Regions from separate parts of the Homo sapiens genome. Here region 1 is linked to region 2. Evidence: read pairs that join two places in POLR2A ChIA-PET (ENCODE). Cell type or tissue: MCF 10A. All regions are shown on one strand. Links, peaks and the distances in the headings refer to the core of each region. The heading gives the core; the rest is flanking DNA. Region 1 overlaps NFIA (nuclear factor I A). Region 2 holds the start of NFIA-AS1 (NFIA antisense RNA 1).

Region 1 (5,394 bases), core at 257-5,256, 140 kb after region 2:
AAATTTAAGAGCATTAAATACAAATATCTACTCACCAGGTATCAACCTGATGCATGATTACTAATTCTTCACGGAAAATCTACATACTCTCATAATAAGTATTTCTTCACCCAAGAAGGCAAGCAAACACTATAATGAACACACATTTTGATAATAAAGATTTTCAGTTATAATAAGTAACTCAAACCTTCAAACCTAAGAATTGAATGTTTTTTAATTCAAATTTTAAAGTTTCTTTAGTCTGAGTCCATGCAAAACTTTAGCAAGAACTATCACAAGTTATTTCAGTCATACAAATTATTTAATGAGCACCCATGCAATCTATGCCAAATAAAAATGAAGAACAGTGCAATGCCAACTTCTCTGATTAATGCATCCTTAGCTTACATTTCCATACAGTTTCTCTTAATTAAAGACAAACAGAAATTTCCTCTTACTAAACAATTTTACGTTCAAGTTTACTTTCTAGAGCTATTTCTAAAAGTGTATATCATTTGTTTTGCTGAGTAACTGAATTACCTCATATGATAAAGCTATTAATTATGTGGACCTGGTAACAAAGGAAGAGCACTTGGCACAGGAACAGAGACGAGAGAGTTTACTAGTGGGGTGGACTTTGGGCCTTGAGTAAGCCAGGTTTTGTAAGTAACACCAGGGGGAAACATACCTACATAAAAGCTAAAATTACCAATTATACGTGCAAATATTTAAGATTTCACAGGAAAAGATTAGCTAATTAAAAAGGTTTGAATACATTATACCTTTCAAAGGGAGATCATAATTTATTGTAATAATTTTTCTGAAAAAATTAGCCTGAATAATTTCCTGGTTGTATTATAGGAGGAAAAGACCTATAATATCTTTCATATTCTGTACATTTTTTCAAAGACTACTGAGATGTTTTCCTAGATCAAAGCGATCCTCCTCTGGTCTGGATGGCTACAGCAATTATTTCCTTGAATTATGTTTCACACTTGCCCTCTGCTGCTATAACAGCACATTCCAAAGCCAAATGGACCTGGATTCAAATGCTGCCTTTACCACCACTGCCTATTCTGTGTAACCCTGTGGCAAGCTGCTCTCCCGCCAATATGAACTTTATTTAGGTCACTCTCCCTTAACTGTCCAGCCATAATGGCCTTCAGTCTCTGGTACACACACACACACACACACACACACACACACACACACACACACACACACTCATCCCGACCAAACTTTTTGCACTTGGTCTTCTCCTTACTTGGATGCTTAGTATGAATGCGGCCTCATCCTTCACATTCCCATCTAAAGCAGGTCCTCTTAGTTATTCTCTATCACCTTGCCTGTTTCCTTTAGAGATCTATCACATTAGAAATTATTTTGTTTATGTACCCACATACTGTTTCCCACACTCAAAGTGCACACTCCATGAGACCAGGGCTGTCTCTGTGCTGCTCACTGCTGTACTCCCAGTATCTAGCACACTGCCTGGTATACAGTGGGCAGCCAACAACAGTTGGCTGAATAAATAAACCACCTAAAATAATATTGATTGAAAACATCATTACATATAGAATTATTTTCTCCATTCAGATTCCCAGAAGTGATCATGCTGATTCTGAATAAGAATTCTTTTCCTTTCTTTAGCCAGACAATATTTCTTTTTTTTCTTTTCTTTTTTTTTTTTTTGTTCTTTGAGACAGAGTCTCACTCTGTTGCCCAGGCTGGAGTGCAGTGGTGCGGCCTCAGCTCACTGCAACCTCCACCTCCCAGGTTCAAGTGATTCTCCTGTCTCAACCTCCTGAGTAGCTGGGATCACAGGCGCCTGCCACCATGCCTGGCTCATTTTTTGTATTTTTAGTAGAGATGGGGTTTCACCATGTTGGCCAGGCTGGTCTTGGACTCCTGATCTCAGGCAATCCACCTGCCTCAGCCTCCCAAAGTGCTGGGATTACAGGCTTGAGCCACCACGCCCGGCCAGCCAGACGATGTTCCATAATTTGTGCCCCACTGGAAAGCAACTAATGAACTGGTACCTACTTTTATCACGAGATTATAGAAAATTTGAGGCTACAGACTATGTCATATGCTTTCATCACTAAGCTCAAAGCCTTGTACCCAGCAGGTGCTCAATAAATACATTTGAGAGCTTTAATACTAAATAATAAACTGCAGTCTGTCAGGACACCAAATTATCAAGCAACGATTATTAGTGAAATATACGATAACCTTGTAAAACACTCAAGATGTCTGCCAAGTAATAGTAAAACACAAAAATAGGTGCTGTATAGTTACATTAATATAAAAACTATGCCTATATAGTTACATTAATATAAAAACTGTGCCTATCCAGGAATCTACATTTTTTTTTCCTGTTCTTAACATTATTGCAGACTTGACAATAAAGGATTAAGGTGGAGAGAAACTAGTTCCTAAACATAAGACCTTAAACTTTCAGGAGGAAAAAAAAATGGTATTAGGGACACCAAGTTAATCCTATATCACAATCCAGTGATTCATTAGAAACATTCTTCTCTCTGGGGCTCATTCTTCCATCACTATGGAGGGATTTATATCCATAACCTCCATTAACATTAATGGAAGGTAGCCACATAATTTCACCAGAAGTCCACTAGAGAATCGGGCCTATAAGAGAAAAAGCTTTCATTTATTAAGTTTATAAAGAATTCCTAGTATAACACAAATAGCGGTGTCTCTGTTAACTGCCCTGATGGGTGCAATCATGCTGGAGAGGGTGAAATTGAACAATTAAACTAATTCTGCTATATTCACAGAAAATATAGTTCATAAAGCTACATGCTTCTAATACCTTCCTCTCAACAAGAGACTATCCTTTGATTCCCTACTGTAATTTCAAAAGCAAATAGTATTTTAAAAGTATTTCTTGTCATAAAAAAGGCATGCTTTAAAATGGAATGTTCTAACAAAATACACTCACACATGCAGGAAATAAGGAATTTACAAGCCAACACAAGGTCATTATTTAATTTTTAATTAGGTTTCACCTAACAATGGAAAACTAAGTCTTCCTTCATCCATTTAACAAAATGCTCATTTAGAATACTCCATGGCTTAGAAAGCTTCTGAACAGATGTCTAAAATGAGAATTCAAGACTCAGGAAAATATGAAACTCACTTTACTCTGTTCTCAAGTGATGTGATAAACAAACAGCCTCACCCACTGCAGTCATCGTTGATAATTTATTTCTAGAGTCTGATGACTATACGGCAATTCACTTTGCTGATGAAACATTCTTTATTTGGGTGGGATGCACACAGAAAACAACTTAACGAATGTCATTCCCACAAGATAACAGACCATCGAGAAGATGCATGCCAGGCAGTACTGCATCAAAAAACCGCTTTTCACCTATCAGAAGATGCCTTAACAACTGACAGTGTTTATCAAGTGCACAAAACGTTGTTCCTGCTAAGCACAGTTTCAGAGCCAACTCTGTTTCTTCATTAAGGTCATCTAAACTTTCTATGCCCATGTTTTCTGCATATTTGCACTAAAAATCCTTACACTTGCAATTATTTATAGCAGTACTGGAAGTGGCAGATATGTACTGTAAGTTATTTTCATTTTGTTAATTAACTTAGGGTCTCATTTTCACTGTATACAAGGGCTTCCTCAAATTCCTAAGACAATTCTACTGATAACTGAGAACTCTCCTTCTCCAAGGTTATTTTAGGGTCTCTAATTTGGGCTTTGCTTTTATACCATTTAACTTTGTTGTAGCTGAGGAGCCCTAAGATGACAAGAAATCAGCATCATATTTAAACTCTCCCAGGGGAGGAAAAAAGGGGACTCCTCAAAACAAGGCAAAAAAAAAAAAAAACAGAAGACATGGCAGACACTCCTCAGATAACCACTGGAGGAAAGGCAGAATCCAGCTGCAGAGTGAAAGAAGAAAAAGAACAGGGAGAACTGTGGTCTTCACCACCTTTTTAGAGTTTCAAAAGTTTCATACTTTAAATTTATCGAGGGAACGTGAGGTTTCAAATGTACATTTGGGCCAAACTTTATGCCAAGGGATAACATGTCAAAGGCACCATATGTGGACCTTCTCCCTCTCTGGGGCAAGGGCAAGTGGACAAATGTTTTCAACATTGCCCATGAAGTTGGGAAGTTTCTCACGGGCAGCCTTGCTCAAGGGTCAGCACGAGGTAAAGCACGGGTGCTTGCTGAAGGAACAAGGATGGAAGTGAAGCATTACACACTCTATGCATGTGTGCTCTGCCTCCACGTGCCGTGTCCAGAACACACGCTACATATGCCCATCTCCATGCTCTGTCCCTGCAAGTCCCTTGCCAACCTTCGAGGCCCTGCTTTAGGTCATCTCCTTCACAGAAGCCATCCTCATTCTCTCCAGCTCAGAATCAACCCTGTTCTCTCCCTGGCCAAGTAAATCCCTTGTAGTCTATGTGTAAGACAGCATTTAATACATTTTGCCTCTTCCCCTTTGAATCTAGGGACATCTGGAAGGGAAGCCCAGCTTCCTGTTTTTCTCTATATTTCTTCTACCAACCTGTACCATGTTACCTTACTTCCAGTAAGTTATCAATATATATTTGCGGCTGGGTGCAGTAGCTCACACCTGTAATCCCAGGACTTTGGGAGGCTGAAGTGGGTGGATCACCTGAGGTCAGGAATTCAAGATCAGCCTGGCCAACATGGTGAAACCCCGTCTCTGCTAAAAATACAAAAAGTTAGCTGGGCGTGGTGGCCTTTGCCTGTAATCCCAGCTACTCAGGAAGCTGAGCAAAGAGAATAGTTTGAACCCGGGAGGTGTAGGTTGCAGTGGGCCAAGATCGCACCACTGCACTCCAGCCTGGGTGACAGAGTGAGATTCTAACCAAAATAAACAAAAACAAAACAAAACAAACAACAACAAATATATATATATTCACTTAATGTTGAAATGAATACTTCTACCTATGCCAGTGTATTCCAGCTTCCTGTCTGAATATTATATCCACTTTTCTCCTGATTATATTAAAATACCCAAAATGTGGTGTTTGAGATCAAATCTTTTCTAGTGTCTTGAAGGCACTCAGATTACATACTATGAACAAGGTAAATATAGAAAAGTGACAAGAGTGAAAAAAGTCACCATGCATACCATGTCCAAACTTATCAATGATAAACCATTAAAAGATAAGAAGAAAAGTCCAGGTCTTTCTCCTGAGTAACTCTGACATGACCTCAGCTTCCAATGAAGAGCAAATATTGACAATGAAACAGGCCACCCTCAAAGAGAAACGTGCTCCCTTAAAGCCAACTTTTAAAAAAATATAAGAAAAAATAATCTGGAAATAATTTTCCTCTGAAAGGAGAAAGGAAATAATGTTTTTTGCTTTATGTTTTGAGAAAGGATCTTGCTCTGT
Region 2 (5,394 bases), core at 210-5,209:
AGGTATTTACAGAGCTAGAAATACTTCCTAGTGAGCTTACATTTGGTCTACCCGAGGGCAGCCTAGCAGCGGCCACATTAGTTGACATGGGAAGCTTGAGCCCCAAATTAAAAATCAACAAGCACAAGATCTGTATTATACAACAAAGTACCGAAGTTTTCATTTCTGTGATATATAAATTGTATGATAGTAAGAATCCTATGATCCCGTGTGAGGTGCCAAGAAAAAAGAGGTATCTTTTCTACTTAGTTTCACAACTGCCAGTCAGGTGCCAAGGTGACTTGAAGACCAAAACTTCCCACCAAAACCAAACCCTAGTTCTATTTCCACTATGGAACACAATAAAAATCTACTCGTAAAAGATTTTGAGTCTCCCACAAAGTAACATACTTTTAATGTGACCACATTTCAAACAGTTTACCCATCACAATAAGATCTGAAATACACATGGCATGTCTCCTTAGTCTGTTTCCCTTATTACACATGTGGTTTCCTCTTTCTAAATTCGGACTTATGCCCCATTTTAGAAGGTCAGGAGAAAGTAACGCATAATGCAAAAGTATTTCAAGCAAATCATATGATATCTGTACTTGATAATTTCTCATGGTTTTACACCAAGAGAATCACTGCATATTGAAGATTACACATTTTTTAAAAGCTAGAACACTGAGCCTTCCTTTCAGACAATTCAAACAAGGAGCGTATTGCTGACACAGCAACACTGTGGTCTCAGACTGTGGGAAATGTCAAATTTATGGTCCTGGGGGTGATTGGTGGATGGTTTTGTGGTGTGTATGGTGTTTTGTTTTGTTTTGTGTGTGCTTTTTCTTTTCTCTTTTGAGTCTCTGACAGAAACAGAGCTCTACAAACTTTCTGGCGACCTCCCAGGAAAACAGAAGGAAGCTGTATCCTGTACTTCCCCTGGGATCTAATGAAATATACAGCCTCTGGGCTTCTTTCAATTTGGACTTTCAGATCGCTAAGCCAGTGAAAAGGGGATCCTAGCTGTCACAAACGTCACATGGTCAGGGTCACCTGCTGCTCGGGGGTTCTCATGCCAGTTGTTGACATAATAAGCCCCCCTTACACTTTAATTACAATTCACAGTGTGCAAACTATGCAATCTGCTTTAAGGCAGACTGTCTTTTAAATCAACACTAAAATTCTACTACTAATATGGCAATGCAATGTAGCAGAGGAAGGGTGTGTCCACATGACTAACTATATGCAGATATCTGCCGTTTGGGAGACAGTGGGTAGCATTTGCCAAAATATAAAATGGTGTTGCTGACCCCAATTCTGGGAGATGGTACTTGAATCTTACTGTGCTCTGAGACTTCTTTCCATAGGCCACAAAAAGGTAATGCAATATACTTCATGTGTAGCATTTTACATTTGTATAACTACTATTTTTTTTCACATGGCTCCATAACTGTTCTATGTACTAATCTTGCCTATCCAACAGAAGGAGTGTTGAAGAACAGTGAATTTCTACTTCCCTATTTCTTCCCCTTTAAACCTAGGGCAGTGCCAGTGATGTTTAACACATGCTTCTAGAGTTGTGTCAATGCTCTATCATTTACTGGATCCTTGTATTTTGCTAACTACAGACCTGTGTAAGCTATATTTTTGCAATCAAAACATGAAAGGTCATTTTAAAACAGAGCCCATTTAAAATGATATGACAATGCAGGGAGCTGTTTAAAAAGTGCTAACACATAATTATAGTCTACAGTTTTCTCCAAAAACAACAGTGGAAATTAGTTACAATTCTATTACAGACAACTGCTATAAACTTAGGTGGGCTAACCTCTGAATGAACTATCCCAGTACTCTGGGAATTGCAATCTCATTTTCAGTGCCACAAATGACGTAAGATGGAACACACAAAACAAACCCACACAAAGTACTTTATGTTTATGAAGTCTTACTCAAACACCTTAGCTGAGCTAACCAGTATGTCTCACTGTAAAACACCACCACCACCAGTAACAACAAAATAAATAATCAAACAAAATAGAAGAAATCCAAATAGAAAAAAAAAGTTTTAAAAATAATAATGCCTATACTTGCTTTAATGAAGGATGTACCTGAATTACAAATGCCATCATGACAGATTAAATTAGCCAATAATTAGTCACTGCTTTATTTTTTTTTAGTGTCAAACAATGGTAGATACCAAGACAAGTAACAACAAAAGGCAAAAGAGTTTATTTTATTTAGACGTGGTCATTCTAACATAAGGAGAAGATGCATTTTCCTTTCAAAAATTGAGGTCTCTTTGGGCAAACTTTCAGTCCTTTGGCTATTAGGGTTTGTCTTCATGAAGGCAGACATAAAGCAATTCTGTTCTCTTCCTTATTTGAACACTTTCAGTCTTCACCTGGCTCTCTGCCACCCCAGCTAAACCACTTGACCTCTGATTACATAACAGTCCCCATCTGTGAGCTCAGCCATCCTCAGGAGATAGGAGGGGCCATGAGAAGCTCAAGTTCACCATGAGCCACAGCAGTAAGCCATGCTTTAGCCTCTGACCTGTGCTCCAATTTTGGTACAATGATTTCTGCCATGTTCTCCAACAGGTAAGCTCTACCTCAAGGACTAACTTCTGTACCTGTATTTGGTCAAGTGCCCTAGCTCATCTGGAACTGGAGATGTTGACTTGCTTTTCCCTACCTGCCTCCCAAGAACAAAATTCTGGCACGGAAACCCAGGCTAGCACGTGGAGCCCTATGACCCACTGACAGACTTCTCTGACACTAACCTTCTGCCTGGATTACTGTCATCTGCTTATGTTCTCTATTTCTTGGTTCTGTCCAACTTTTGGGACATTGAACTGCCAGTTAGACTTCCATGTTGTATAACACTCCACTAAGCTTACCAGCCAGTGCCTATACTCAGAGCATTTGGAACATGGCTGGACTGAACTTCTTTATGGAACTTCAAAACTACCAATCCCAGAATATCAACCTTCACGTAATTTCAGGTCCTGGCCCTTTACACATCTCATCCCAAGATATAAACTCTATCTGCCAATTCCCTTTTTTTCCCTTGGTAGGTAGGAAACAAAACATCTCTAAAACTCTGTAAAGAGTAGGAATACAAAATAGAATAGAAGTTACCTTATCCAGTACTGTTAGGGCCAGTTGTTGATTGGTTAATTTGAAAAAATGGATGAAGAAGATACTCATTAATGAGACATATGCACCTTAAACATTTTAACTTTGAGCATGTGTATGTACATTCTTTGGCCAATCTTTTTATGCAGAGGCAAAAATTTAAATTTAATAATGTCTGTTAATAATTGGAGCTCCACAGCATCTTTCTTATATAATGCGTATCTATAATGCATCATAAAAGATTTCCAGTTCCATTTACTTTAAGTAGTGGGAGAATTTAAAGATATTTCTAAAATAATCTAACAAAACTCTTATTTTTACAACCTTCTCTCATCTTCTGTAGTTATCTCACTGACATGTAATCTGACAGAAATTTTTGTAGCTTGCCTTTACTGATTCTTTCCAAGGCACTGGGTTAGTTTCATAGAAATAAAACTTTTCCATTTTGAACTTGCATGCCATTGGTTCACATAAATTTAATTAAATTACACAATGGTGATACAAATAAGACTAGTATAAACAGGTCCGGAATAACACAACTGACGTGGTAAGCACACAACTGGTAAAAACAATAGTGCTAGGATGTGGTAGTAGGTAACTGTTGGCCATGAAAATTCAACATGCCAAAGGAATCAGTATATTACAAAGAAAACAAAAAGTCTTGGTTCATCTTGCAAGCTGGTTAATACAGAGTTTCTACTATGAGGGTCTATCCAAAGAAAATATAATCCAAATATACATTGAATGGATATTGTGAGTAGGAATTGATGTTTGATGCATAATGCTTGATGCTGTGATACAATGTTGAAAAAGACATCTTTCCCAGCATTCTGGTATAGCTCTAATTTCTAATATCAAAAAGTAATTAGAAATAATTATAAGAAACTCCTCATTGGAGTTACTGTATTTTAAATGGTAACTGAATTGATACCTCTATCTACCTGCTGTAGGAGGCTTAATATTCAAGTTGATCTAAATATATTTAAAGAACACGAAAAATAGTCAGCTTACCTCCTAATACAGTATTTTCAAATTCTGAACTCTATTTATATTTTTGTTATTTTGTATCGTTACTTCTGTTTTCATTAAATACATGATTGCTGAAGCAGTTTTTAAAATTAGAGGCACTGTGTTAATACAAAAAATCAACTGCCATTTTAACATCACGTAGTCTGACAACTGAAAACAATCACATAACAGTCATAATTTTTCAGTATTTTATGATTTTTCAGGTTATGTAACTATCAGTTTTCACGTGATTGTACTTAAGATCAATCTTTTAGCAATAAGAAGCCTTAATCTCAACCTTCTGCTTTTTATCAGTTTACTTATTATCAGCTTCAAAATAAATGTATGACATAATTGTGTTACATATATGACAATAATGATGGTCACAGTAACAGCTAGCATTTATTGAATGTCTAGCAATAAAAATAAAGTGATTTATATATACATAACTTTCCCAGCAACTTTTGCAAAGTAAACATTACCATCTTCATTTCAGGGTGAGGAAACAGACAGCACTAAGAGAAAAAGCTGGAACTCAAAACCAAATTAACTCCAAACTTAAGTTTTCCCACTTCGACAAGGTGTGTGTATGTACGTAGTAAAGAGATCACGGAGTTCCCTTTCCAGTGAAATTTTTATTTGTACGGATGCATGTGTATGTAGGCATATGCGCACACAAACACACACATACACTTTAGTTAAATCAATTTCATATGCAAAAGAAAAGTGAGCCAGGGCTAAGTTATTAAAAGAAGCCTTTGAAGCAGAGAGTGATGATGTGTGAAAGACATACAACAAAAGTTTATTTAAACAAAGAACAAGCACAGAGGGATGGGACAAAAGTGAAAATAAGAGAAATGAAGGCTCTCCATCTTTTTTCTGTGTCTATGGATTTCTCATACATAGAAAAACAAAACAGTAAGAAAGAGATGTATGCAGTTTATGGAATATCCAAAAGTAAAATTAGTTTCAGCTAGGGCCCAGATGAACTCAACTCCACACTGATTTTTCAACAAAGTTTTTCTATGTGAAACACAATCATGTTATCCTGTAGTAAAGTCCTTGATATTAAACATAATTTCTTACTTCTAAGAAAAAACTCGAGCTATGATTTTAATAAATATTTTTATAGTATCTTTTTCAATGTCATGTTATGAAAGCAAAATTTTCAAGTAGGCTTCAGAAAAGAGATAGAGCCTTTTTACTTTCATTCATTATGCTCTGTAGAACATTTCAATATCCAGTGTACATTTCAACAGGCACTAAA

What was found. ChIA-PET counts read pairs that join two places held together with the same protein. Peaks named below come from ENCODE experiments on the same cell type or tissue, not always from the same donor. Only the 100,000 strongest peaks of a DNase experiment are listed, where the experiment ranks them.
Region 1: POLR2A ChIA-PET joins it to region 2 with 5 read pairs; 4 of 35 experiments call an interaction of 5 or more read pairs at or near these places.

Annotation. Positions count from the first base shown.
Region 1 is chr1:61,114,469-61,119,862 of GRCh38, reverse strand. All of the region lies in intron 2 of NFIA (nuclear factor I A), which reads right to left. Among named protein-coding and RNA genes, the nearest start is that of NFIA, 35 kb to the right of the region's middle. RefSeq lists a silencer at 4,992-5,286. In MCF 10A, for the core only: no CTCF peak of the experiment used is centred there; no DNase peak of the experiment used is centred there.
Region 2 is chr1:61,250,599-61,255,992 of GRCh38, reverse strand. All of the region lies in intron 2 of NFIA (nuclear factor I A), which reads right to left. NFIA-AS1 (NFIA antisense RNA 1) reads left to right here and starts at 2,475. Exons shown (of 4, transcript NR_104180.1): 1 at 2,475-2,582; 2 at 4,624-4,708. RefSeq lists an enhancer at 5,275-5,394. In MCF 10A, for the core only: no CTCF peak of the experiment used is centred there; a DNase peak (open chromatin) is centred at 2,412.